Regions from separate parts of the Homo sapiens genome. Here regions 2 and 3 are each linked to region 1. A link is a loop called in an ENCODE intact Hi-C map of the cell type or tissue named here. Cell type or tissue: chondrocyte. All regions are shown on one strand.

What was found. A loop is a pair of places that touch in the nucleus more often than their neighbours do. Peaks named below come from ENCODE experiments on the same cell type or tissue, not always from the same donor. Only the 100,000 strongest peaks of a DNase experiment are listed, where the experiment ranks them.
Region 2: a loop joins it to region 1, with 6 times the contacts of the local background. A loop is called at or near these places in 3 of 110 quality-filtered maps.
Region 3: it touches region 1 in a loop (4-fold over the local background); 4 of 110 quality-filtered maps call a loop at or near these places.

The regions. Positions count from the first base shown.
Region 1 is chr3:156,812,604-156,820,603 of GRCh38, reverse strand. It overlaps LINC00886 (long intergenic non-protein coding RNA 886), which reads left to right and starts at 3,542. Exons shown (of 3, transcript NR_038387.1): 1 at 3,542-3,717. RefSeq lists enhancers at 2,445-3,644, 7,770-8,000 and silencers at 3,529-3,738, 3,759-4,088. In chondrocyte, a CTCF peak has its summit at 3,362; DNase peaks (open chromatin) are centred at 3,543 and 4,333.
Region 2 is chr3:156,614,357-156,622,356 of GRCh38, reverse strand. No RefSeq gene overlaps it. Among named protein-coding and RNA genes, the nearest start is that of TIPARP, 56 kb to the left of the region's middle. RefSeq lists an enhancer at 1,894-1,953. In chondrocyte, no CTCF peak of the experiment used is centred here; no DNase peak of the experiment used is centred here.
Region 3 is chr3:156,758,036-156,766,035 of GRCh38, reverse strand. The region is part of intron 1 of LINC00886 (long intergenic non-protein coding RNA 886); the gene reads left to right. Among named protein-coding and RNA genes, the nearest start is that of LINC00886, 55 kb to the left of the region's middle. In chondrocyte, a CTCF peak has its summit at 4,125; no DNase peak of the experiment used is centred here.

The sequences.
Region 1 (8,000 bases):
ACATTTAAAGTTTTAAACTGCTTTAAATAGCTGCTTTGCATATTTTGAACCACAAATAACTCTAGTCTGGAGGTGGTTTAGACCACAAAATACTATTTGTGGGTTTAAGCTCTGTATCTTTTTAAATCCATTATATGTACAGTGTAAACTTGAGTACCTAATAAAATAAATGTCACAATGTTTAAATAGCATTTCTCTTTAGTTCAAATGCTTTGTCATCTGTGCAGGAATAAATTGTGTGCTGAATTCTTTTTAGCCCTGAGAATATGATTATTGAACAAAATTTCCAGTGAGACAAGTCAGGCCTTTAAATGATAAATATCCTCAAATATTAACAGTTAGTCAACCACTACAGCGAAACCTTTGATTATTATAAATGTATTTCCTGTGGCAAGTTCACCACTGATAAGAGCTTTTTATCCGAAACTGTACTATGTGCCAAATACAACTTAGTATTTATTACATGAATATATTTTTAAAAACAAAAAGAATAGGCCAGGCACAGTGGCTCGTGCCTGTAATCCCAGCTACTCCGGAGGCTGAGGCAGGAGAATCACTTGAACCTGGAGGCGGAGATTGGCAGTGAGCCGAGTTTGCACCACTGTACTCCAGCCTGGGCAACAGAGTGAGACTCTGTCTCAATTAAAAAAAAAAAAAAAGAATAAAGCTCTAATGGCATTAACTTAACACTCTTGTAATGAATTTGATGCTAAAAATGTGGTACTGATAGCTCTTATTCTGTAATGTAAATTAACCAAGTTCCTTTTATTAAACTCAGCATCCAATAAATGGCCCATAATAAGCACTTAATAAATGCTAATAAGTTCAAAGACTGAAAATTGGTAACTGCCTTATGCACTTAAAAACAACTTTTGTAGTTTATTATTTGCTTGTTTAGTGAAATTATTGCTTCATTTCTGAGATTTTCATAGGATTCTAATGAAGAATCTAAGATTCCAACTCACATTTGTTTTGATAAGCGATTGGTAAAAGTGATTTCATTCTCCCTTTGTAAAGATGAAGTTAATGTTTCTATACCTATTATTTTAAGTAGCTACTGAATTTACAGGAAACAAAGTATAAAAATTTTTCTGTCATTTTGTTCTACCTCCATTGATAGTGTTTTTAATGCCATTAAATGAGTTCCAAATCATCTTAAAGATATTTTCTTAGGGACTACTGATATCAAATATCAAGCATTTTATGAGATCTATCAACCACATGAAAAATATTAAAATAAGTATAGTAGCCCTGGTTTGCAATGATGTAGAGCAATTAGCAATCTTAAACACTGCTGTTGGGGTGAAAAATTAGAACATTTATTATGTTTTAAACCCCTTAAAATGTTCAAAACTATTACAGTTGACACATGATCCTCCTTCTTCCTTTTGTTCAGGAATTCAGACCTCTGTACTGCCCTCCCCCTGTCCTACCCCCAAGCATGCATGAATCAGCCCAAGTCCAGAAGTGAGTTCAGATTAGATCAATTCTGTTAGCACCTTCCCCTTTACCAGTGATTAAATCAGGAATGCGTCTATGATCCAATTATGACTAGAAGTTCCAAGAGACGTTTGCTGGAAGCTTTAGGAAAATTCTTTCTTATTAGCACATATATTCAGTGTTCACCACAGTCTTATAATGTTTTAAAACAGGAAATACTAAAATGTGAAATACATTGATTTACTCGAACAACAGTGTGCAGCTGTTAGAAATGATGATGTGGTTCTTTGCTGATGTGGTTGAATGTCCCAATAGATTGTTCTGTGACAAAAAGCAAGTTAAAAATTGTGTTATAACTACAAAAAAAAAAAACCGTAATATTCTAAACAGCATTCTAAATGTATATTTTATTATTTCTATAAATACATATCTCTTCTCATAGAATCAGAAGAGGTAAACAATCAAGTTTCAGGAAAGCAGGAGCCAGTATTGCTTTGAGAACCTCAGATATGCAATGTGGAATTTGCAAAAGCCATAAAAAGGCTCAGCCCTTAGAATCTACCACTTAATGAAAGTTGGTTCCATTTTCTTTTATTGTTGGCAGTCTCTGCACATGGCAGAGCAGTGGTGGCTGACGGTCCAATTTTGTCACCAAAAGGAACTGGGGAGAAGGCATCTATGCCCACCCTCCTGTTAGAAAATTGCCAGGAAATGACTTTCTTTGGCACAACTTGGATGATATGCAATCTCTTTAACCAAATTACTAAGGCCAGGAGGAGTCAAGTGCTGTTTGTCATTGGCTTACCTTGAGTCAGGTATATGCCTCTCGACCAAGTGTGGGGACCAAGTAGGCAAGGCCACACACAATGACACCTCCCTTTCTAACTACATTCTAGAAGAGTAAAGGCAGAAGCACAATCCAGGCAGGAAGGGTAGGCAGTTCTGTCCCAGAAGAAATTAAGCGTGCTGGGCAGACCAGGAAAAAAAAAAAAAATCCCACGTGAGAATCAGTCAGCTGGTAGAACATTTTAAAATTAAACAGTGAATCTTGCTGCCTTTTCCCACATATGGTAAGCTGAGATGAGAATATGTATTTTTGAGAAAGCTTCCTAGGAGTTTATTGTGTCTATTCTAACCCTAGAGAATCCCCCCTTTCCTATAATGTTACATGTATCACAAAAACAAATGTGTGTGTAACTAGGCACTATAGGCCTAAGAGTCATAATAGGGAAATAAGAGAGCATAGATTCACCAAATCAAAGTTTAAGTACATAGAAAATAAACTAATGTGGAATTTCCCAAGCTTTCAGTTGACTGGGGTGCTCTTGTGTTAAAAACTATCGTGGTAACATTTTTTGTTTTGTCCTCTAAACTTGATTTATCTGCAAATCTACAAACATTTTAATTATGTAAATAGATATCTGTGCGGGCAAAACACTTTTTGCTCACATGATCTTGAGAAGGAACTTAGATTCTGGTGTCTTAAAACGTGGCACCTTTTTTATGTCCTTGGGGCTTTTGAGTCACCATATAAATGAGGTCTCTCATGTTCGTATGCCAGGGAGATCAACCACCTCTGATTTTAAAATAAAACACTGCAAAGAAAGCTTCCGGGAGGAATGAGAGCATGCCCCAAATCACGACTCTGTAATTAGTCTTTGTGCAGAGCGGACAGAAATTTCGTCCCAAAGCCACCGTCCTTGCTCTGGTTCCTTTCTCTGTAAGCATGTCACACGAACCACACTCCTGCGCCATGCATCGCAATTTAAAGCTTTCCTTGTAAAGTTTCCCCAGCTTGATTGCTTATGGAAAGAGCAGCTCCGGTTCCCAATTCGTTTAATACATCCTGTCCGAGCGCGTTTTATTACCGAATGTTACCCACGTTGTGATAACAAGGGGACGCTGTGTCCTCCCCCGGTGAACTCACTCCCTGTCCCAGAAATATAGCGTGACTGCCCTCCCCGGCGGTGTTTTGAAAGTAGAAGCCGGGCGCCGCCCTCCAGCACCTGCACCTCCCGCCCGGCGACGGCCGCCTGAAGCACGAAGTGCGTGCGACCGCAGCCCGGCAGGTCACGCAACCCCAGGCCGCCGCGCCGCCTGCGTGCCTGCAGCCCGCCGGCCCCGCCCCCGCTGCCTGCTTCCGCCGCTTTAGTGCACGCTCGGGCTTCCTGGTGCGCCCGGAGCCTGCCTCGCGTGCCGACCCCGCCGCGTAATCCGGCGAGGCATCCCAGATTCCGCCCGGCTCCAGACGCCCTCCACCGACTTTAGTTCGAGCAGGTGACGCCCTCATTTTAACGCCGAAAAGTGTCAGTTCCCGATATACAACAAACACCTCAGGCTGCGAAACGTGGGATAAGGGGACAGCGGGCTGAGAGTCGACCTCGCCCCTGGGCCCCTCTCGGCCTCCTTGGCGCCTGCTCCCTGCCCGCTCCGTCGGGCGGCCCTGTGCGGGCGGAGAGAGCAGCAAGGCGGCCTCCCGCACTGCCTGGATTTCGAGGGCGGGGGCGGGCGCGGGGGCAGCCCGGCCAGGGCTAGGAGACCCGGGAAGGGGTCGCCAGCGAGTGGCCTTCGCGGAGCTGCCTCACCCCGCCTGCCTGGAGCCGGGAGCCCGGCGTGCACTGACGCCTGGGGCACGCTGGGGGCGACTTTCGTGGCCGGGCGGCTGACCCCGGCGACCCGGCGCAGTGTCCAGAAGTGCGCTGGGGGGTAATGAAGGGCAGCGCTCGCTGAGGCTGAAAGGAGCGAGGGCCGGCGCTGTGTAGGTTAGATTCTTTGTTGACGTCTGGGAGCCGTCTTTTGAAGAATGAGAACGGGGCCGTTATTGCAAGTAGGATGGGCTTCATCGTGGGCCTCGAAGGATCAGGGGTGGGCGCGCCGGCTGCCAGGGCCCCTCTCACGCCACGCCGCGTGCAGGCGAGGGGAAGCGCGTGTCGTGACGACCTGCGATGAGATCAGTTTGAGTAACCACAGCCGTCGGGGCTGAGAAATGCAGCCAGTCACGCAGCGCAGCGCAGCTCAGCGCTGGCTCTGGCCGGGTGGCCGCAGCCGCTCCGCGCTTCGCAGAGGGAGGTGGGGGTGGATCAGCCCCTTCCAGGTGGTCGCCGGTGGGGGCGTCAGAACTATTCTAAGAGGGTGGGGAGCCAGAGAAGAAAACCATACAAAATGCAACTTGCATGATTAGGAGGCTGAATTCTATGAGCAAATGGGTTTTCAAGAAGCACACTGAAAATAACCTCTGTAAATGGTTGTCTCTTACACTTTGCCCAGTAGATAACTGTTTAAAAACTACTCTAACACGGAATTCAAAGGTCATTCAAATGTGCCTTCAATTTGTTTATATTACTTAGTTTAACAGGCAGTACACACGGCTCACATATGCGTGCATGAAATTTAATTTATACAGTCAAGTCTGGAAGCATGGTTTGGCAAGAGGAATAATTGTGAATTCAGTTAAAGTCAGGGTACAAACAGCCAGATTACTTAAAAGGACAGATGAACTGAAAAAAAAATCAGTCCATGAGGAAGCTGTTACATTCATCTTTTCATGGTCTTGAACATCTTATACCAACTCAACAATAATACCCAGCGGAAACTTCTAATTAGACACAGAAAACGCAAGTATTAGCTGTGTGGGCAAGCATCAAAAAGCCTCATGTTAGAGACAGACACATGAATAACATCTATAACGTAACAGCGTATATCTTTTTTTTTTTTTTTTGAGACGGAGTCTTGCTCTGTCACCCAGCCTGGAGTGCAGTGGTGCGATCTCGGCTCACTGCAAGCTCCGCCTCCAGGGTTCATGCCATTCTCCTGCCTCAGTCTCCCCAGCAGCTGGAACTACAGGCGCACGCCGCCACGCCCGGCTTTTTTTTTTTTTTTTTTTTGTATTTTTACTAGAGACGGGGTTTCTCGATGGCCAGGATGGTCTCGATCTCCTGACCTCGTGATCCGCCCGCCTCCGCCTCCCAAAGTGCTGGGATTACAGGCGTGAGCCACTGCGCCTGGCCGTAAGAGCATATATCTTTAAAATTCTGTATTTCAGTCATTTCCTTAGTATACATTTGGCTCACTGATAGGTATGTTAGTTACTATAAAACAATTAGGATTAATCACCAGGTACAGAAAAATCTCTGTTGTGAATTTAAAATTTTTATCAGATTTTTTTTTTCTCTTGAGACAAGTCTGTTTGGTTGATCAGGCTGGAGTGCTGTGGGGTGGTCAGGGCTCATGGCGGCCTCTATCTCCCAGGCTCAGGCGATCCTCCCACCTCAGCCTTTCCAGTAGGTGGGACCAGAGGTGCGCCACCACGCCGCGCTAATTTTTTATTTTTTGTAGAGATAAGGGCTCCCTATGTTGCCTGGGCTGGTCTCAAACTCCTGGGCTCAAGCGATCCTCCCACCTGGGACTCCCAAAGTGCTGGGATTACAGGCATGAGCCACCATGCCCAGACCAGAATTATTTTATTTTACTTTATTTATTTATTTTACAAATCGTAATGTTCATATAATGTGAGTTCAGTAGGAAATAAGGAGTTGATCCTTAGTGCCTAGCAAACTGCATCAAATTAATATTATGAATGAAGAAAGGAATGAATTAATGTATAGGCAGTACTCTAATGGTTAGACCTGTGAACTGAAGTGTCATGAGGGAGTAGTGCCAGCCCTGCCACTGACTCATGTGTGATCTTGGTATGGTAGAAATAATGCTTACAACATACCTACCTTGGCAGAGGTATGAAGGGAGCTATTCCTTACTTACTGCAGGTGCTTCGAGATCCTTGGAGGAGGATGATATGTTCAACTATTATAAAATAATACACCACTGTTAGGACAACCCACATGTAAAATTACAAAAGTATAGATTTTAAATACAGTAGTGCCACCAATTTTTTTCATTTGTATGTAGTCCATCAAGTACTGAAATACAGTGTAGGAGGCTGCACACCTTTATATAAAATATTTGGCTTATAGAATATTTGTCATTGGACCAATATTTCATGATGTGCAATGGAAGTTTAATCAGTACTACTATACTTAACTAATAATATGCATATTTAATTAATAATGATATAATAGTGTTTAGTAATATGTATAATACTATAATAATAGTATTAATATACTATTATATACTTAAATACTATTACAGTAGTATTTGTGGTGATGGTATTTTCTGAGTGCGGAGACCTCTGGTGTATGAAGTGCGTAGGAGAAAACAAACTTTTGGTGACTTTTCTAAACTTGATGCGTGGAATCTTGAAGATAAGGGACCTTCTTGGTATAATTGTCTATTCCCGAGTGAATGAAAGTCTAGCGATATAATCAATATATTAAGAGCTCCACTGTGTATCGGACATTGGTCTAGGCATTGGAGATAGAACAGATAACAGACAAAACTGATTACTTAATGTTTAAATGTTTTTGGTCTCTATTTAATGCACATTACTTTAGGAATAGTAATGCACTGTGCACATCTTTGCGTAAACCCTTTCCTGTTCTAAGCTCTTGGTAGAGGGTCCTTAAGAGGGTTTGGAAAAGTAATGACAGAGGGGCTTTCTGGAAAGGGAGTTGAAGGCAGAACAGTGGTAGGCAGTTTTAACTGGAATCAGAAGGCAGATACCAGTCCTTCATCAAAGTCTCCTGTTAAGAAAATCATAAGACAAAAGCATACAATACTTTGCTTCCCATCATTCTCCCCACTAAAGTTGGCCTCATGTTTCTTAATTCTCTCTGCCATCATATTAAGTCTATGTGTATAAGTTTTACCAGAGTCATAGGCACTCGTGCAGTTTGCTGACTGCATGGTGGTGCCTGGTGGAGGAGGTAGGTAGGCATAAAACTCCAGACCTAGCTTCATCTGCCAACACAGGTGTTTTGCATCCTCCCGAGATAGGGGCATCTTGAATAAAAGCACCATGGGGCCACAGTAGCTCTCTTTTTCTTCAGAGTTCTCAGGCATCTAACCCCTACCTGCCCTTTGGCATGTATTTTCTTGTTGTATTTAATAGCATTGCTCTGCTATGAGTTGCAAGACAGGGAACATTGGGGGATGAGGAGAAGCCAAGGCTGAAGAAGTGAACCAAGCCCTATCAGCTTCCAAGATGTCTAATATCTAGATAAATGAAGACTAGCTAAGGCATAATGATACTGTGTGAAATGTTTTGCAGCAAAAAGAAAGCAAAGCAATGATAGACAACAACCTGTCTTTTCAATTTTAGCAAACAGGAAGAATTGTCAGCTCACAACTGATTGCCTCAGTCTTGCATTGCAACTGGAGAACATGATACAGTCAGACAGCGTGGCTCAACCTTTTGGCCGAGCTCATTTGTAGGATTTGATATCAGATGATTCGATATAGGATATATGTCCTGCTGAACCCTGGGGATGACCTTGAGATTAAAGTGTTTTCCCTTCCCTGTTGCTAACTTCTCTGTGGTCTGTTGACATTACGTCATGTTGCAAACAATGAGTGGTAGAGACTGGAGACTGCTGTGTCAGGGTGTAGTGACCTGATTAGTCCAAACTCCTGCAGGGGAGACGTGCAAATAGATGAGCCCCAACAGG
Region 2 (8,000 bases), 200 kb after region 1:
CAAACAGTCCATCAAATCCATGATTGACAGTACAGCTGCATGCAAAGGGGGTGTTACTTTATTCAGTTCCCAATAGTCCACCATCATCCAACAAGTTCCATTAGGCTTTCTAACTGGCCACACTGGAGAATTGTAGGGGCTGTGGGTGCCACACACTATCTGCACCTCCTCCAGGTTTTTAATTGTCTCAGTTATCTCTGTATGCCCACCTGGCAAACAGTATTGATGGGTGGAAGTAACCTGTCAGGGTTGTGGCAGGACCTGAGGCTGGTGACATGTATGTCCACGCAGCATCGGCTTCACCACACACACTCAGAGTCTGAATTCCCTGGGTGTGGTTTGTAATGCCAGGCCATGTAAAATGTCCATCCCCAGAATGTATTCTGGTATGGGAGAGAAATACACAGAATATAAATGGGGAGCCAAACAGCAGATGCCAAGGTGCAGAGATACAGGTTTCACTTCCACTGACCAGCCTCCATATCCATCAATGTAAGCAGGTTAGCCCTGAAATTTATTTGGGTTCCCATAAGCAAGGACACAATCTGTGCCAGTATCCACCAGCACCAGCACCCATTGTACACTAGTGGAAGACCAGTGGATCACTAATTCCACACGTGGTCGCTGGTTGTCTGGTGTCCCCCCAAGATGGGCACCTCAGCCAGTTTCCTAATCAAACAGAAAAGGCTCTACATTTCCACCTGGCTGCAGCAAGTAGTCTTTGAGCTGAAGTGCCCGGGTGGGACTGGGTCACGCAGCAATGTCCTTCTCCCCGTTGGGCATTTTCTGGAATTGCTGCTCCAGAGACAATTATCTCCACAAAGTTAAGAGTACTTCATTGGGCTGCTTATTGATTTTCTCTCGGTCAACCCCGGTCAAAATCAAATCTATCCACATCCGTGAGCATGTTACTTGTTGGGGCCCTCTTTTCTCCCATGGGGGGGCCCCTGTGGGCAGAGCATCTTCCCCTTCTTTATGGCATAGACCCCTCAGTCCTGCTGACAGCCTTCTGCTTCCCCAAGAGCTGTCACAGCAATGGTCACTTCATGTATGTGGTGCCCTATGTACAGGGTGAGGACAGCAGCTAGGGAGGCAGAGGCACTCCGGAGCACAGAACCCAACACAAGATCCCTCATGTGGGAGGTGAAACGTTCATCATCTGGCCTCTGGGTATTCAGGTCAAACATAGCCTGCCACATACCCATCTCCCAGATGACTTGCACCAACTCAGCATACAACTCCCATTACTCACTGTTTTCGGTATTTCACTGGTGTTGTTCCACACAGTCTGTATGGCTGCCCATAGCCACTCAATCAGGGTGTGATCACCTTGCCCTGTGCCAGACACCTGCTCACTTGCAAATGCTGTGCTGCATCACTTAGGAACTGTGTGTGTACTTCTCATAGCACAGTCAAAAATGCCCATCCAACTCTGCCGGCAAAAGCTCGCTCCTTCTCGGTGCTCTGCACTTCCAGCTACTTCAGTGCTTTTTTCATGCTCACAGAGGACCCATCTACTACCATTCAGGTTTCCACCAGAGCCTATCTGAGCAGCACAGCTGCCACCGGGTACCATAACCCATGTTGTGGCCAGATGGCTGACCCAGAATCGGTGGGGACCGAAGGCTCACTCACCTCAGGATCCTGTTCATGATGCCAATTGTTAGGTTCTAACTGATGTCTGAGGGGAGTCAGTGGGTGAGTGGTGGGTAGCTGGAAAAACACTCAAGGAATCATAGATAGTTTTGACGTGGCTTTACTCTCTCTCTGGGCACAAGCAAGCCATAGGTACAGCATCAGCAGAGTAATTATACCTTTTACAGACAATATGGCTCTGAGCCAAGCACAAGCTCACATGGGTGATCACCTAATGTGCCTCACATGACATAACTTGCAGGGTTGTGTGCTGGTGCTCCAAACCTGCTGAGTCATGGTGCGACTGAAGGCCACCTCAGCCTACTCCTGACTAAAGTGCAGCCATTTCCCTTATAGCCAGTAACAGTACTTATTCCATCATATATTGTGAGAATGAAATGAGATAATCCAAGATAATGCTTAGTATAGTAACTGCCACATAGTAAAAGTTCAGTAAGTGTTGGCTTGAAAAAAATTAGTGTAGAATGTATGATGTGGATTTTTAATTTCATTTTAGCCCCGACTCTGCTTTGTCTAATATGGTAGCCACTAACCACATGTATCACCCCTTCACACTTACTAGGACAGCTATAATAATAAAAATAATGATGATGATAAATAATTTAAAAATAACAGCTGTTGGCAAGGATGGGGAGAAATTGGAACCTGTATACATTGCTGGTAGGAATGTAAAATGATGTGGCCCCTTCGGAAAACAGTTTGCCAATTCCTCAAAATGTTAAACATAAGTTATTACATGACCCAACAATTCTCCTAGACATATACAAAAAGAAATGAAAACATGTTCACACAAGAACTTGTATACAAGTGTTTATAGCTTCATTATTCATAATAGTCAAAAAGTGGACAAAACCCAAAGGTCTGTCATTTGTTTACCAAAAGGTTATCAAAACACTCTATGTAATGGAATATTATTTGGCAATGAAAAGGAGGTTTGATGCATGCTACAATGTGGATGAACCTTGAAAACATTATGCTAAGTGAAATAAGCCAATCACAAAAGACCACATATTATATGATTCAATTTATATGAAATCCCCAGAATAAAAAATGCCACAGAGACAGAAAGTAGATTAGGGCCGGGGGTAGAAAGAATGGAAATGACTGCTAATACGTATGGCATTTCCTTGTGTAGGAGAAAAAAGTTTCTAAAATTAGATAGTGGCAATGTTTGCACAACTTGAAAACACTAAAAACCATTGAATGCTACATTTTAAATGGTCTAATTTTATGGTATGTGAGTTACATCTCAATAATGCTGTTAAGAACAAAACATAGCCCCTCACCCACTGACCAAAAAAGGAAACTAGTTTTGTAGCAAAAATACGGGAAATATGAAATTTACCAAGCAATGTCATATAAAAGAAAGAACATTGAGAGTCAAGACCTAGATTTTAGGCTTGCAGTCATTACTTACTAACAGCAAGCGCTAGGGCAAGTCTCTTAACCTCTATTTTCAGCCTCCTTATTTATTAAAGAATGAGGGTTCTGGCCAGGCACGGTGGCTCACGCCTGTAATCCCAGAACTTTGGGAGGCCGAGGTGGGCGGATCACGAGGTCAGGAGATCAAGACCATCCTGGCTAACACGATGAAACCTCGTCTCTACTAAAAATACAAAAAATTAGCCAGGCTTGGTGACAGGCGCCTGTAGTCCCAGCTACTCGGGAGGCTGAGGCAAGAGAATGAGGCGGAGCTTGCAGTGAGCCAAGATTGAGCCACTGCACTCCAGCCTGGGCTACAGAGCGAGACTCTGTTTCAAAAAAAAAAGAAAAAAAAGAATGAGGGTTCGTTCCATTTCTAAGATTTGGTGGTCATGATGATTTTCCCTGTTGACCTGATAGAGGAGTAGTTGCATCAGACTCTCAAGGGGGTTCATGATCCAACACAGTTAAGAGCTGCTGCCTCTGGTTTCAGCCTTGTACTCTCTTTAATGGCAAAAATCTGATGAAATACCTGCAGGAGGTTCCCACTTTGCCACGCCAATGAAGCACTTCTTATTGCATTGAACTTCAGGAGCTTCACTGTATATTGTCGGAGGAATCCTGCAAAGAGACAGGGGATTATATTTTGACTCAGTTTTGCTTGAAGCATTCGGTTCAGTGTGTGACCTTCCCTTACAGACCAACATGGGTGTGAAGGAGAGAAATAAAGCACTCAAGTTGCCTTTGCTCAAAATTATCTTCCTTACACCATAGCAAGAACAAAACAAAACAAAACAAAATGATCGGGTACAGACTCATCTCAAGATGAAGAACATCAATGCAGTAAAAGAAGGAACATTTGTTCCAATTCACATCTCACTGATGAGGCAATTGAGAACAGACGGTTTGAATGACTGGCGTGCAGTCCTATCATCAGTATAACTGGTACTAGAACCCTTGTCTGTAGACTCGAATTCCTTGACCTAATGTAATACATTTTCTCAGTTAAATTTCACAGAGTGGGAGAGGGAATATTGAGCCTCATACACACTACAGTTTAGCTTAATTTAATTAAACAATCTGTATAGTAAAGTTATAATACTGAATGAATTAAATCTCAATATACCTTTACCTGAAATAGTGACTTCAATCACATATAAGGATAATGTCTCCAAACTCTTTTCTTGAAAGGTTTGCATGCCTCCTGCCTTAGAACTTGGTCCTCTTTTCTCCTTTAGGCTCACTTTGTTGGTGACCTCATGCTGTCTCATCACTTTTAATACTCATCTGTCTTCACAACCCACATCTGATCCATCAGTCAAGTCCTGTTGACTTGACCTTCAAAATATCCAGAATCCAGCTACTTCTCACCACTGTCATTGCCTCCATACTGGTCCAAGCCACCATCATCTCTCCCTCCTGGATTACTGCCATGGCCCCCAACAATTCCTGTGCTCTGCCCTGGCTTCTCTTAAGTCTGATCCCAATATGCAATGTTTTGAAATGTAAGTCAGATCATATCGCAACTCTGCCTCAAGCTCTTATGACCCCTCATAAAAATCAAAATTCGTAAAGTGGCCTCCAAGCCCTTCCATGATCCTCTCATCTCTCTTGTTCATTCTGTTCCTGCCATGGGGTTTCCTTGCTATTTCTTGAGCAGATCAGGCACATTTACCACAGAGCCTTTGCTCTAACTGGTTCTTCTGCCAAAAAATATGTTCCTGTGGGGAAAAATCTTGAAACATATGCAATTTTGTGGATCCTCATTAAGGAACCACAAATACAAAATTAGATTCCAGGACTTGAAGGGGCCCCTGCAAGTTAGAGACCTTGAAATGTAAAATTTCACTAGCTTCCATAGTAAATGTACCTACTTTCTTCTTTCAAATGTCTGCTTGGCTGACTCATTCCCTCCTTCAAAGCTTTGTTCTAATGTTTCCTTGTCAGTGAGGTCTGCTATGACCTCTCTGTATAATTCTGCAACTTGTTCCTTCATGCCTTTTCTTTCTTTTCCCCCCATGGCACTTAGCATCTTTGATCATACTATATAATTAACTTATTTGTTATCTTTACTGTTTCCCCTACCAGTACCTTGCTAGAATATAAGTTCCAGGATTCCTAGTCCCTCAAATAGTCCTGGGCTAGAGTAGGTGTTCAATAAATATTTGTAGAAGGAATGAATTTATATTTCCTTAATGGTATTTTAAAAGTATAATAATCAAAGCTGGGTGCAGTGGCTCACGTCTGTAACCCCAGCAGTTTTGGAGGCTAAGGTGGGAGGATCACTTGAGTACAGAAGTTCAAGACAACCTGGGCTGTCTAGAGAGACCCAGTCTCTACAAAAAATTGAAAAATTAGCCCAGCATGGTGGCATACGTCTGTGGTCCCAACTACTTGGGAAGCTGAAGTGGGAAGACTGCTTGAACCTAGGAGGTTGAGGCTGCAATGAGCTATGATCACATCACTACACTCCAGCCTAGGTGACAGAGTAAGACCCTGTCTCTAAAAATAAATAAATAAAAAAAATAAAATCAAGTGGAACGCCTAGGCCTGGCATGTGCTAGATTCTCAGCCATTATCTTGAAGATTAAAATTTAATTTTAAACAGCCGTCATTGCTACTGCAGCATCTAGCCTGTGTCAAATTCTTTTTTACGTTCTCTTGACAATCGAATCAAGTAGGCACTATTCCCATTTTATAGATGAGATAACTGAGTTTAAGTCTATTATCCAAGGTCACGTAGCTAGGAAATAACCCAGGTATGTTGGATTCCAAAGCCTGTGATCTTTCCATTTTGCTGGCAGCAAGTGACATTTATACCCCAGTTTCTTTCTGGCATGGCTGAGGGAGGTAATAGAGAAAATCATATGAATTTGGGATTAATGCCTAGCTTCAATACATCCTTGCTTTGGGACCCTGGGAAAGTTTCTTAACCACTGAGTTTTAGTTTTCCCATATATAAAATGGGCCTCGCAGTGCCAACCTTAAAGAATAGATAAAAGAACTAAAGAAAATAGTGTTTAATATCAAGGCTTTTAAAATTATTTGATAAGTATTCCCTTCAAAGGAGTTTATAATTAAAGTACACACAGACACACACACTTTCATAAATAGAATTTGGAGGAGGGTGCTAGCCAGTTGCTATGGGGAAGCCAGTGGCAGGGATGCAGAGCTTTTCTGATGCCAACACACAGAGGCTTGGCTCAAGAGAACATTGTAGGAGTAGGGCAGAGAAGACGATGTTGCAAACCACAAGGGAATGAAAGAGACACTCTTGAAGTTACATTTTGTTCTTACCTCCTACAAGTTGGCTTACTCACATCTTTCCATAAGACCCTAGAGCAGGCCTTTTTTCAACACTTCACTGAACAAGTGTCACAGGATACTTGAAGTTTCCTGGAACTGAGTCATCCCATACAATTTCAAATATTTTAAGTGCTAAATGAAAGAAAAATCTCCAACCTCTTGTTGTAGTTCTGCCATGGTTCTTTAGGAACAATAGATGAGGAAAGACAGCCTGACAGTGTGATGTGATGGGGAGGAGGCTGAGGCTAGAAGGGCTCATAGGTGAGGTACAATCAGCTAGTCCCAAGACTCCAGTTACCTTGGCTGAGGGCCCAGGGCTTGCTTCATGCACCACAGAGGGGCCCACATCTCACACAGATCCTGGCATGGGGCAGGCATCACTTATTCATGTTATTTTATTTTCATTTTAAAAGGAGACATTTTGGATATTCTTTAAATAATCAATTTGACCTTATTATTTAGTCCTAATTTATCTGACACATGTCATAAAAGAAAAATTTAAATGCCCATGGACCTATTACCCTAATGTGGCAACAATGAAAACTATGGATTTTATAAGGACTCTGTCTATGTACCTAATTATATGTGGCATGCTAGATCTTCTAGCTCATAATAAAGGGTTCTGATATTGAGGAGGGTGAAACAAATAAGATATGTGTCAGGATTAAGTCTAGATGTGAGTAATAGAGACCTGAAAAACTGTAACTTCAACAAGATGGAACTTTATTTTTCTTTCACTTTATATTTTCTTTCACTTAAATCTTTATGTAGTCAGTCCAAGCATGGTACTCCTCGGCACATGTGGAATCACACCACAACTCTCTGAACTGCTTGTTGATAATGCCAGTCCCAAACTACAGGTGCTGTTAATTGAGGAAGTTGTGCCTGAATGTGCCTTCAAGGCAGTTTATCTGTGATTATGCAGCCTTCTCTCTCTGGTGCCCTGAGAGCACACAGCTGGATCACTGATGGAGGCTGGGAGAGCTTTGATTCACTTCAAGATTTCAGACCTTTCTGAGGTGAGTTCCCTTAAGCTCTGCTGAAATAATAAATGTGCAATAATTTTGTAAAGTGTGAAGCCCTGGAACCAGACTTGAATACCAGAAAGGTGAGAAATCCCTATTGAGGAATCAGTAGGAGAACTCTTAGAATTTTCAAGAAGGTTAAGGAAAATGACTGGTCATAAGAGAATCTGGCAGGAATTTGCAGTTGCCTGGATAGTAGCAGTAACCAGTTAAACCACTGTTTCCCACACTTTGGGCATTAACATACTACCTTCATCAGCTTTACTGTATCCAAGTACTGTTTGCACTATCATTGACTTATTATTTTTCTTTCAATAGACTCATTCTTATTTAAATTAAATGTATTAAACAATTATCCACACAGTAGCCAGGGTGATCTAAAAATGTAAGTCAGATCACATCACCTTATGCTCAGTACTCTAGTAGTTTTATGTCTGATTTAGTATAAACATTGTCTGCAAAGCTGTATGTGATCTGAGCCCTCAGAGTTCACTTCTCACCTCATCTCTATTCACCACCTCCATGGCTTAGCTTCATGCACAATGGCCTCCTTGCTGTTTCCCCTGCATGCCAGCCTCCTTCCTATTATGA
Region 3 (8,000 bases), 55 kb after region 1:
TATAAGAAACAAAAGGAAATACTAGAAATGGAAAACTGTAATAAAAATGAAGTATGTCTTCAACAGGTTTACCTACTGGACATAGCTGAAGAAAAAAAAGAATCAGTGCATTTGAACATAGTTTAAATAGAAACTTCCCAAATTGAAGCACAAAGAGGAAGAAGAATCTCAAAAACTCAGAACAATGAAGAACTGTGGACAATATCAAAAGGGGTAATATATGCATAATTAAAATACTGGAAGGATAAGAGAACAAAAAATTATGATCAAATATTTGAAATAAATATTTCTTGGTAAATTAGATTATCAGACATATAAACTGCCTATTTGGGATAAAGCCAAAAAGGAGTTTGGTTAGTCCACCTATAAATTTTATGTATTCTCATCACATGTGTTTGACTATCTGATCATTAAGTCTCTCATTACCTTGGTAGGAACAGTCTAGAGGATTTTCTGCAGTGAAAGAGTTAATGGATTTCTTTTTCAACTCAAAGATGAGTTATCTTTTCAGGGAATGAGGTGTTGAGAGTGAGGGATATAGAAAACAGCAATAATATAAGAGTACAGCCAGGCACGTGGCTCACGCCTGTAATCCTAATACTTTGGGAGGCCGAGGCAGGCCTATTACTTGAGCCCAGGAGCTGAGACCAGCCTGAGCAACATGGTGAAACTCCCCTCTAAATAAAATACAAAAAATTAGCTGGGCATTGTGGTGTGTGCCTGTAGTCCCAGCTACACTGGAGGCTGAGGTGGGAGGATTGCTTGAGCCCAGGAGGCAGAAGTTGCAGTGAGCCAAGATAGCACCACTGCATTCCAGCGTGGGTGACAGAGGAATGCCCTGTCTCAAAAGGAAATTAAAAAAAAAAAAAAATATATATATATATATATATATAAAGAATATAACTTTTTTATAAGATTTGTTTTATGCTGCAAATTCCTACATGAACTCATTAAATGGATATATATCACAGGGAAAACAATATGATTATTAATAGAAGGATGACAGCTTAGTCTTGAGTGGCATGAGTCACAAAAAGAATGATTAAAAAAAACATTCAAAAGAGTCTCATTCACCAAGAGCTGAACCTTTCACAAGGTTTAGCTTTCACGACTTGAGGCATTTGTGTAATTGTTATGATTGTCATGAGGCCTCCATGCAAACCTTCTGATTTTCCTAGGTAAGAATTTCCAGCAGTTTCTTGTCAGGCATGGGCTGTTACATGAGTTCCCTCCCCTGAGTTATGACAGTCTGGCCAGCATTGTACTCAAAAGGGACCCTGAGACCTTTAGCATCTTTTACCAGGTCCAGAGAGTTTCAAGAATCTTTGAAGTTGGCAGGGCACGGTGGCTCACACCTGTAATCCCAGCACTTTGGTAGGCCAAGATGGGCTGATCACGAGGTCAGGAGTTTGAGACCAGCCTGGCCAACATAGTGAAACCTCATCTTTACTAAAAATACAAAAACTAGCCGGGTGTGGTGGCACGTGCCTGTAGTCCCAGCTACTCGGGAGTAGCTGAGGCGGGAGAATCGCTTAAACCCGGGAGTTGGAGGTTGCAGTGAGCCAAGACCAAGCCATTGCACTCCAACCTGGGTGACAGAGTAAGACTCCGTCTCAAAACAAAACAAAACAAAACAAAACAAAAAAAAGAATCTTTGAAGTTGATGGTGCAATGGAGCGTAACTTTCTGTTCAAAGAGCAATATCTTCCAAATCAAATTGAGTAAGCCACATGTCAAGCACACTTTTCCCTTGTTGCTAAATTGAAATCCATTTCTTCTCCCCACCAAATCTGGGAGGAGCCACATAGTGGATCTTCCCCAAAATACCAAATAGAGTTACATCTCCTATGGCAGTTTAATGACTGAGCATTAAGAGCCAGAGTCTAAACTGAGTCCAGCATCTCACAAAATCTGCTCTAGTGCCTGCCTAGAGAACACAGCAGGGGATTTTCTGTCTTAAGTAGCTAGGCACGCCATGCATCTGAAATGAGAAGCATGCCCTAAAATGTTCACAGCATATTGCAGTTGAATGTTTTCTATCTTCTTCAGAAGATAAGCTGGAGTAGTTTTGTTTTGTTTTCTCCGATTAAAAAAAAAAAAGTACAACAAAACATGATGGGGAGGGGAGACAAGTCAAACAAACAATTCCACATGTTTCTTGTGCATGAGCCACTTTCAGACAGGGCAATATGTGTGCAAGGCTTTACTCTGCCATCTCACAATGCAAGAAGATGACTCTGTAAAAGTCCCTGGAGTGAGGTGATAAGGATGAGGCAAAGACGGAGAATAAAACCTGAAACAAAGTCGTAATTTGGGGTCAGAAAGTGTGCCCACACCAGTCCAGAAAAGCAGAGAATTCTTGCCCTCTTTTTTTTATCCCCAAAGTTCTATTTCTTTATGAAGTCATTAAGAACCACAACCTATCCAAAATGAAGAACAGAAAATCCAGTCTCAGCATTTATTTTTAAATAACACATCTAGTCATATTATGGGGAGTCATAAATACATATAAATTAAAAATCCAGGCATTTAAAAACATGTGTGTAGCCTTCTAAAATCCAGGGAAACATTGAGAGCTATTTGTTTTTGAATATGAGTATTATTTGGGTGGCAATCTTTGAAGGTTTTCTTTTACTGGTAAAAGACAGTGATATATCTTGCCCCGATGAAGGCAAACCCAAGACAGCCTTGTAAGGTAGAGTCAGGGAGACTTATTAGCCAAGACTTTTCAGAAGCCAATTCATTTTAATAAATGATTTTTATCAAATGTCTTCTGAAGAAACTGTGATGTCCACCCTGAAATTTTCCTTTGCAGGCACCTATTGCAAAGAGTGCATCTGATTCTAGATAATAGTTTCTGATTTGAGTGAAGGCTACTGTCCTTTTGCATTTGCTTTCCTATTGATTTCCACAGCTATGTTTGTCCTTCTATGAGTATGAGAGCCATAGCCTGATGTGACCCCTGGTAGTGAGTGTACATCTGCATATAAGTGGTATAGAGCTTCCTGGCTCTGAAACATGTGTAAGCACACAGAGCTTTCTTTACTTTTTAATCTCACGATCAGTGGATTTATTGGGATGGTGCTGACATAAAAAATGAAATGAAACATCTGTGTCTAACAGCTGCACAAAATTTGGATTCGTGTCAACTTCTCTGACATCACACACTCTGCATGTGAGTTCCATGAGTAGTCTCCGTATGGTGCTAATACAATAACATGCCTACAAAGTCCCTGTGGTTTATGGTGTGATGAACTCCAGAGCTGAGGAAACAAAGCCAGCAAGCCTACACCATTTGCTGAATGGAGCTGGCTTTGGGTAATATCTTGTTCTCATTGAACTACTCAGTTTCACCAGGGATAAGAAGCCGGACTGGGCATGGTACCAACAATAAGCTTTCTGTTGGGGATGTTGGTCACCACTCCTCTAAAGTGGTAGGAGAGAAGTCTCACAATTATTTTTGCCTTACTCCATAGAAAAATAGATGTGGGAGTCCAAATGGGTGATGGATGGGTAAGTGAAGCAAGTTTACCCCTCCTAGGCAGTCAGGAAAAGACAGGTAAAAAGAGAGACAGAAAACATACGTAATGTCTCAATGCAAATCCTGGAAAGATACAGCAATCCTTTGCTGGGAGGCTGGAGTCATGCCCAGGGTACATGGTAGCATTGATCAGATCAGTGACACACCACACTGACCTACAGCTATAAACAAAAGCCACACATGTTCTCTTTCTTCTGCTAAAGACAGGGGCTATAGGAATTTGGCAAATAGTTGTGTTCTCTGACAGACTACACATGTAACCTAGAAAAAAAAATCTGTTCTTATTTATTTTTTTTAAAAAGACTCAAAGCCACTTGGTTTTCTATTGGCCAGTTAACCACATAGAGGAAAACTTTTGAAAAATATCTAGCAGCAGCTCAGCTTTCCCTATTTGCTCAGCATAGCTGGATTGCTTCCCTCACATCAGTTGCTAGGATCAGAAAGTATACACTGCAAGTGTAGCATTATAAACAAATTCATGTGATAGATTTTTCAGGTCCAATGAACTTATAAAATGCAATACTCATTTGCACGAGAGAATTACTAAGTGGATACATCAAGTCGGGGCTCCTTCATATTTTAAAGCGGCATCTATTCGCTATGTGTAATAGTGCATCCTAGCTCTGTTGGGCAGTATAAATACACAAGCAGAAAGAGATCTATCAGAGCTGAATTTCAAGAGTTGTGAATGTGGAGACAGAGAATCTTGGGCACAGGTGTGATTTCCATGGTCTGAGGAAGAGCAATATGAAAAGAAGGGAGAAAAAAGAAAGTAAGGATAGGAGAAAAATCAGAAAAGTGATACAATTCTCAAAGGCCTATCAAGCATTTTTATAAACAAAACATCCAATATTACCTAGCTAATTTTTTTCTCCAATGGAACAGCTTTAATTTTCTTAAAAGAAATTGTTAGAAAGACAAAACTACATTAATAGAAAAATTACTTCATAAACAATTTTACTAAAATTTATTCACTCTATAAAAATGAGAAACTCCTGTGATTTTAATGGACACTTAAGCAAAATATAAGTTAAGAGATAAGCTAAATAATGGAATCATCATAGCGTGCATTTTAAAGCCAGTTTAAAAATTCTCCTTTATTGTGACCATCATGCTGTTCCTCCCCTCTGTCATCATGGCCAATGCAGAGATGATTGTCAAAGAAAAGCAAATGGGTTTGTGAGGAATTCTAATCTTCTGATCTCCTGGGGCCCACTGTGGTGGCTTAGATCCACCCCACTGCTGCTGAGATCAGAGTCTATTTTGGAGCTCTAGGCAGGTTCTAGAGCCTTCTCTAATTACCCCAACTGGAATTAAACAAACTTTACAGCGTTAATGAACTGTGTGGCCACATCTGCCTCTGCCAGACACGTTACAGCCCTGCTGCATGCTGTTAGGCTACCACACACTAATTATCCTTTGAGTTTTCTGCACATTCTTTTCCAAACAAGGCAGCCCTGCCAACTTGTCAACAGGGCATTTACTCTAAAAATGAAGTTACTTTATTTTTTGCCTGAGAATGCCCACAGTCACTTTCTCACAGACAGGAATGGAAGCAGGATTGTATCTTTCTTTTTTTTTCTGCCTCTTTAAATTAAGGAAGAGGGGGAAAAAAACCTCTGTAAGCTAATATATACCTTCTCTGGTGGTTGTAGTGCTGCAAGTTTTTCTGATTTAGACCAGAGAAGAAGAAATGTCACCATTCTCAGCTGGTAGGGAAAAAAAAAAAAAAAACATGTAGGTGGATGGTGTGAAATTTAAGCAGACTTGGGAAAGAACTAATCCACATGTGGAGTTCTCCACTGGAGATGTGTCTTGACAGCTCTCTGGTAATATCCTGTTTTGGTTTGCCCACTTCATGTTAATGCATGAGGCATCATGTTATAGCTGAAACAGCAAGGGTTTTGAGGTCAAGTGTCCCAGCCCTGACACTTTCAGTTAGGCCAGTCACTTACTTCTCTGAGCTTCAGTTTCTTCATCTGACAATTGGAGATAAAGACACCTAACTCAATGAGTTGCTGTGAGAAGTTAAATAACAATAAATGTAGAAGTGCTTTATATCACTGCTTGCCACTTGCTATAGCTGTGTTACCTTGTGCAAATTACTTAATCTCTGTGCCCTGGTTTCTTCATCTGTAAAATGAGGGTAATAGTACTATCCTTGCCCCTCTGCGTTGTGCTAAGGATTGAATAAATTAAGATATGTAAAGTGCTTAGGATAATGTTTAGCACTAAATGTTTTCTGTGATTTCTATTTATCAGATGCTATACATGTTATTTTTCCAGATGTTCTTAACTTCATACTAACTTAAATAGAGCAAAACCTATATTTATAACTCAACTATTACTGAGTATTTTATCCAAAGCACTAAGATAGGTTCTGTATACAAATATAAATTAGGTGGATGATGATCTATTTTGCAAAAGAAAATAACAAGGCACTGCTTCAATTCAACAATTCACTTTGACAGCACCCACTATTGTTTTCAACACAATGCAGAATATGAAGCATGAAACATATCCTCCAGGAATGTTTTAAATATATTTTTTATTCTAATATGAACGCATGGTCATGATAGAAAATTTTAGAAAATATTTGATAAGCAATAATAATAATAATGATGCTATAAAACTGAAATCACTACTATTGCACTCTATGCTACCACCAAGAGATACCTATGTCTTACATTTTGGTTTAAGCTATTTTAAATCAAATTTTAATTTTTTTAATTAGTTGTGTGTTCATGTGTGTATAAGTGTGTAGGTGCATAAAATTGGAATCTAATGGCTTTTTAAAATGTAATAGATCATAAACATTTTTCCACATCACTAAGTATTCTCTCCCTTATTATATTTTAATTTTTATTTAGAAATAGTTTTGAAGTTAAAGAAGAGTCATAAAAAGTAGTACAGAGATACTTGGAGACTATGCACAATTCTGTTTCTACTTAAACATTCACCCATTCTTTTTAGCATCCTTGGAGGATTTAACCTGCAGCAATGGTTACTATGGGGTTTAATGGTACTTTTGTATTTTCCCCAGGCCTTCTATATTTATAATAACTGAGATTCTTTTCTAAAGAAGAGCTTTCCTTTTCTCCCACTTATGTATTTATTTAATCATTTATTCATTTATTTGTGGGATCATGGATATTTAATTTATTCTTTTAGTTATAAACTAACATTGTACTCATTCTTTTAGTTACAAACTAACATTGTACTCTTATTATTTATTTTGTTGCTCAAATTCTTTCATGGGAGCTTTTTCAGATTGGTTCCTGCACATTTTTTATGTTTTTTTCTTTTTATTTTTTTTTTAAATTTCCTTACATTGAAAAACACCACAAGATATCCAGACTCATATTTATTTCATTGCCCCAGCCCTAGAATCAGATAGTTCTCCAGTGATTCCTGGTTCCTATTGTTGGAGGACAGTATTTAGAAACCAGTATCATTAGGAGTTAGGTGCTCTCCTTTTAACTGAGATATCATTGTTTCTAACTCCTTTCAGTGGATACAGCTTGGAGATATATGCAGATATATATCTCTGCGTGTGTGTGTATGTGTATATATACACAATCATACACATAGATATATATACACATATATACATATATATACATACATATATACATATATAAACACATATTGTATACACACTAACTCATACACATAGATCTATCTATATATCTATTTCTGTAAATTTTCTGTAAATATTTATATGTATATGTATGTTTTAATTTTTAAAATTAAAATTTAATATATACAACAGATAATACACCATTGCCAAGTGGCATTGATCTAAGGAATGTAAGACTGGTTCAACTTTTAAAAAAATCAATCATTGTAAGCTATTAACAGATTACAAAAGAAAATAGATACAGAAAATGCATCTGACAAAATTCCACTTGTACTCATGATATAAACTTTCAGCAAAGTAGAAATAAAAGAAAACTCGCGGCTGGGCGTGGTGGCTCATGCCTGTAATCCCAGCACTTTGGGAGGCCGAGGCAGGCGGATCACCTAAAGTCAGGAGTTCAAGACCAGCCTGGCCAACATGGTGAAACCCCATCTCTACTAAAAATACAAAAAAAATTAGTTGGGCGTGGTGGCACACACCTGTAATCCCAGCTAAGTAGGAGAATCGCTTGAACCTGGGAGGTGGAGGTTGCAGTGAGCCAAGATCTTTCCATTGTACTCCAGCCTGGGCAACAAGAGCAAAACTCCATCTAAAAAAAGAAAGAGAGAAAGAGAGAGAGAGAGAGAAAGAAAGGGAAAAGAAAAGAAAGAAAGATTGCTTAAATTAATAAAAAATATCTACAAAAAAATCTACGTCTAACATCACAACATCACACTTAATGGTAAAAGACTGAAGACCTTTTCCTGGAGATGGAGAACAAAGCAAAGGTATCTTCTTTCACAATTTGCATTTAATATCACCCTGGGAATACTAGCCATT